2 separate regions of the Homo sapiens genome follow, and region 1 is linked to region 2. Evidence: chromatin loops called from intact Hi-C (ENCODE). Cell type or tissue: MCF 10A. All regions are shown on one strand. Each heading gives the region's core, and the rest is flanking DNA. Links, peaks and the distances in the headings are about the cores only. Region 1 has its middle 83 kb from the start of GNAT3. Region 2 overlaps GNAT3 (G protein subunit alpha transducin 3).

Region 1 (2,817 bases), core at 241-2,740, 71 kb after region 2:
CCATAAAAATGGGCAACCAGTAGCCTTCGGGCCTGCTTTGTCTATGGAGTAGCCATTCTTTTATTCCTTTACTTCCTTAATAAACTTCCTTTCACTTTACTGTAAAGACTTGCCCTAATTTCTTTCTTATGTGAGATCCAAGAACCCTCTCTTGGAGTCTGGATCGGGACCCCTTTCCCATAACAGTTTTCGTCTACACAGCAAGACCACCTTTGCTAGGCAAGCCTCCTATTCTGCCCCTCCCATCACCTATCTTGCCACAAAAACCTGATTTAACAGCATAACCTGTTTCTTCCCATGCTCTGAACCAACTGTCTTTCTACAACCTCAAGGTGGTATATAAGCTTCAGTATCTTACTGGGGGTTGAGTCTTCATGCTGAAGGCTCCTCTGTATACATGTCAAATACATGTGTATGCCTTTTCTCCTATTAATCTGCCTCATGTCAGGAATTTTTGAACCTCCAGAGGGCCAAAGGCCTTGACCCCTACACAACAAAGCTTATTTCTTACGGTTAATTTTGAACATTCTAAAGCCAGAACTAGTGTATTTAATTTTAAAATGTTGTGCTCATTGAGTAAAAAAATGTAAGATTGTCCAGAAACATAATATTTATCTTAAACCAAAAAGCTTAGTCACTAGATGATTTGAATTTCTCTTCCATTTTTACATTTCTGGTCTGTGTCTTCAGCAACAACCATGATTTTTCTTCCATTTGGTAGTAATTGTACCTTCAACACCCCAAAATAATTTTTGAAACAAAGTGTTCAATGTAATAGCAATGTTATGAACCAAATTCATAAAATCACAAACATAGGATGTATCATATTTATAACAAAAACTTGGCATGGCCCAGTGGCCTTCTAACCAAAAAAAAAAAAAAAAAAAGAAAAAAAAAACGCAAAACAAACAAAAAATAAAACCTTCATTTTATAGCATTATTGTGTCTTTTTTTATTTAATCATTGACAAATAGTACTTTCTTATACTTCAAAGTTTTAAATGCTGAAATATCTTTTATGCATCAATGTCCAAGCATTGACTTTACAGTATTTTTCTCATTACTCTGAATTTTAAGAATTATGTTTGATATTAAGTTAAAATTTATTTGCTCTTTACATCAATCTATAATCAAGAGCATTTCTAAGAAGCTCTCTTACGATTCTCAAATAGGATTGACAAAATAGCTCTTTTAACTAATGCATATATAATGCAATAAAGGGCAAAACTATAATCTACGTATTTCATTAAATGCTTTCTGAAGGCAGGACCCAATTATCAGAGGTTCAGTTTCTTCACTACTTACGGTCGAATCTTCAAAAGGTTTTCTTTGTCTTGTATTGTTTGCGGTAGAGTAAATGGTTGCATAGGTGGTTGTGTGCTGCTCCCTACTGGAGAATAGCAAAGTCATGAATTCATGGGTAAGGCAACAACGAGTCTTCTTATCATTGTTTTCCCAGCTCTGTTCAAGATAGAAATTTAGGGCTCAGGTATATTTAAGCTTTCATATTTTATGTCCACCCTAGACTATGTTTCTAAGTAATAAAATAGGTTACAAATCTAGTCCACAAACATATGCCACACTCACTCTAAATGTCAGCAAATGATGTCCTCTTTTATTGTATTTATTTATTTTTTTTGAGATGGGATCTCACTGTCACCCAGGCTGGAGTGCAGTGGCATGATCTTAGCTCGCTGCAGCCTCAACCCCCTGGGCTCAAGCAATTCTTCCATCTTAGCCTCCCTCATAGTTGAACTACAGGCACATGCCATTACGCCTGGCTAATTTTTGTAGAGACAAGTTTTTGCCATGTTGACCAGGCTGGTCTCAAACTCTTAAGCGCAAGTGATCCTCCCACCTCAGCCTCCCAAAATGCTGGGAGCCCCCGCACCCGGCTGATGTTCTCTTTTAATTTATGAAAAAGATTAAGGCCAACATAACAGAAGGACATGGATAATGGTTAAAAGCAGAGTTAGACAGGTCTGGCTTTACATCATACCTTGATTGTCCTGTGATATTAGGTAAGTTGCCTAAACATTAAGCCTTACATTTTATCATCTATATAATGTGAGTTATCCCACGAAATGTTAGTTATCTCATAAGATCATTGTGAGAATTAAATTCCATGCAGAAAGCACTTATCATGGTTCCTGGAATATAATACATGCTTAACAGGTGTCAAAGTAACAATGATAATTCAATTAGCTACTCGATATTTTCTGCAACCAAAACCAAAATTTCTCCAAAAGCAACTTCCCTCCCTACCTCAGTATGTCCCTATAAGAATTGTGTCAGGTTCTCTTGAAGGCTCCGCCCACACTTGTGTTCTTTGTCTTAAGCTCTATCGCATCACCTGCTACTTTTCTCTATTAATGAATCCCTCTTTTAAACTTCTTTTCCTATGTACTGATTTTTCCTCCCTGAGCACAAACAAACACGCTTTTCTGTTTTGAGATTTAGCCCTATCATGACCTTTTTTTGCAAAACCAAAGTTTCTAAATATGAGTCTGCATTGGCCACTTTCCGGTCTCTTACTCCTTGTTACGTAGTACTACTTTTCTCACCCTACTCAAACTCTTTTTTTCAGGGTCACCTATGTTTGGTCTCCTTTTGGCCACATTTAATATCCATGTCTCTATTCTTGCTCTCTGTGAGCTATTTGCAGCCTCGACTTGGTTTTCTTCAGTTTCAGAACACAGCTCTCTTTTCCTCCCTTCTTAAATTTCCCCTTCATATTGACTGCTTAAATATGGACATAGCCTTGAATTATCATTTTGCCTCTTTCCATTTTGTTCTGTACTGTTTCTGATCTTATCTT
Region 2 (2,817 bases), core at 145-2,644:
TTCACTAGAGATAGTGAACAAGGACTTATGATTAATAGGTTTCCTGTTAACAGAATAGACCCTAGAGTATGACATAGTTTCCTGCCCTTGACCTTCTCTTCAATACTCCTATCAGGGATTTTGGTGAAGGGGGATAAAGCAGGCATTTCAAACTTGAGATTCAGTTTGGAAGGATATAGTGACAAAACCAAGTCAGACTTCCAAATAACCTCTACTAGCAGAAATGCTTGCCGCAAATAAGCAAAATGGAATTTAATAAATATCTTTATTGAGGTTCAAAATCAATTAGATACACGTGGTTTGTGGGAGGATCTGTTTGGTAAGAGATGTGAAAAAAAGTAGAAAAACTTTAATTACCACAAGCTGAGTGTAGGCCAAAAAAAAAAAAGGAGGCAAACTAATCATGGTCTTTATTAAGAAAATTACTTATTTATAAACAAGCCCACCAGGAGTGAGGCAGGTCTAGGTGGCAGAATGTCAGTGCTGTTCATAAATCTGGTATCTACAGCATAATTTTCAGTACTGCATTTCGGAAAGACATTGGCTCTTACATGGGGTATGGTTCAGAGGACAAATAATCTAAAAATCATGTTCCACAAGAAAGGAGTAAAGGAGTGGATCATATTATACTTGAAATATTTCTTTAAAAGGATATGAGCACATTCTTCAAATAATAGAAAATACTTAAAGCTCACTATATATTAGTGTATGTTCTAGGTAATTTATATTTGTGATCTAATCCTCCCAAGTTTTAGCCCAATTTTATAATAGAGGAAACTGACTTTCAGTGAGACCAAATTTGATCAAGACACTTAGTCACAGTCAGAGATGAGTGCAAGCTCATATCTATTTAGTTCCAAAACATGATGAATCCAGCTATGTGATGGGCTGTCATGTGCAAAGGACAGAGAATTTTGATGTCACTCCATAAAAAGGAGAAATAATACATGGAACAAAATTAAGTTGGCTCAAAAGAGACTACCCTAAAAATCTTTTATACCAACAGTCTACCTGTGAATGATAAGCTGACACAGCAATACCAGTATGCCTCTGAAAGTACACTGCTTTCAAGGCCAGGTGTAGGGGCTCATGCTTGTAATTCCAGCAGTTTGTGAGACAGGCAGGAGGATTGCTTGAGGCCAGGAGGCCAAGGCTGCAGTGAGTCATGATCATGCTACTGCACTCAAGCCTGGCAACAGAGCTAGATTCTGTCTCAAAACAAACCAACAAAAAAAGTACACCGCTCTCATACTAATTTATAAAAAATGCATTTAAAATAATTTCTAAAGTGTTGAAACCATTTTGGTATTTATCAGTGCCTACTTAAAAAAGAAAGCGATATGACACAGCTTTAGTAAGAGTCAGAATACATAGTTTCTTTGTTTGAAGACAGATCTGAAACTTTGGATGATTATCATAATCTCTATTGGATTCATTTTTCTCACGCATAGACTGAAGAGATGTGCATAGCTGGTTGATTTCTAAGGTTTCTTTCTACTATACAATTATGTGATTTTTAAGACCACCTACAAAAAAAAATCTTATGTGTGATTACAAGTCACAATGTTGTAATCTCATTTTGCCTGTTTGAACAAGTCATCCAAAATGAGCAATCAAGCCTTGTGTGTGTTCAATTGAAGTTCAGTTACATGTATAAATATTGGGTAGATTTAAAATTCTTTTTAATATTTTCAGATTTAAAAATGTAGAACAGGATTCCTTACTTATTCTTATTAAAAATAAAATAATTTATGAGTATCTAAGTATGAATTAAGTATAAATTTAAATATTTAATTATTTGTAACATTATCTATTTCAAAGAAACAGATGCATATCTTGTTAAAATTCTCTTGGTACCCCTTGACCCAGAAACTAATATTAGCGATGACCACAATTTGGAAGGAAGAGATTATTTCAGGACACCATCAGCGGATGTGAACATGCTGTTATAATGTCTATATTTGGCTCTGTAACATGATCTAATCTCACAAGACTGAAATGACTATTGTGAACTATGACCTAGAATTATTGTGAGAATGGGGCTCAATAATTTATTTTTGAAATAACTTTGCAATAGAGTTCCAAATAATAAATGAGATTTTAAGTAGATAGGCTTTTCTTTAGGAATTTTCCTCTTAATGCTGTAATTGACTATACTGGACCTTTACATAGAAGACTGAAGTCACTACATAAAGCAAGGATGGTACAGACACCTTTTTAAAGGCTTTCAAGGGAAAATATTAACTTTTAATATGTAGTTTCATTTAAAAGTACATGCCATTTTTAAAAAAGTGATTGATTATTCTGCTTACCTTAAACACAGCATGAATTACCAGCTAAGTTACAAATAATTGTTATACAATAACATACCCTGTAGCCTTAGAAATACTTTTGGAAATGCCACAACTTAGTGTTATCTGTATGATTACCAAATGGCCATATTTATGAAGTACAGAAGACCATTCTGAATGTACATTAACTGACACAGTCTAAAAGTCACTTTTTTCACAAATTTATAAATTTTCAACTAGTCAATAACATATAGTGAATAAAATAAAATTCGGTTGTGATTTTTTAATCTGCCTAAAAGTGGTTCTTAATCAATAAAATATTTCTCTATAATACATATGCTGATACAATTCTAGAAAATCATTGACACACTTTTTCTCATTAGGCTCAATATCTCAAGATAGACAATTCATTTAAAAGAAAGTGGTCTAAATTATTTTCACTTTATTGTAGAAATTATATCATCTTTTAAATAAATTTAACTGACATTCAGAAATGAGACTTTTTTCTCATTTCTAGTTGAATACT

Evidence for each region. Peaks named below come from ENCODE experiments on the same cell type or tissue, not always from the same donor. Only the 100,000 strongest peaks of a DNase experiment are listed, where the experiment ranks them.
Region 1: it touches region 2 in a loop (6-fold over the local background); 4 of 110 quality-filtered maps call a loop at or near these places.

The regions. Positions count from the first base shown.
Region 1 is chr7:80,427,200-80,430,016 of GRCh38, reverse strand. No RefSeq gene overlaps it. Among named protein-coding and RNA genes, the nearest start is that of GNAT3, 83 kb to the left of the region's middle. In MCF 10A, for the core only: a CTCF peak has its summit at 1,356 (motif pointing left); a DNase peak (open chromatin) is centred at 1,376.
Region 2 is chr7:80,497,802-80,500,618 of GRCh38, reverse strand. All of the region lies in intron 1 of GNAT3 (G protein subunit alpha transducin 3), which reads left to right. All of the region lies in intron 2 of LOC107986812 (a long non-coding RNA gene), which reads right to left. Among named protein-coding and RNA genes, the nearest start is that of GNAT3, 13 kb to the left of the region's middle. In MCF 10A, for the core only: no CTCF peak of the experiment used is centred there; a DNase peak (open chromatin) is centred at 1,138.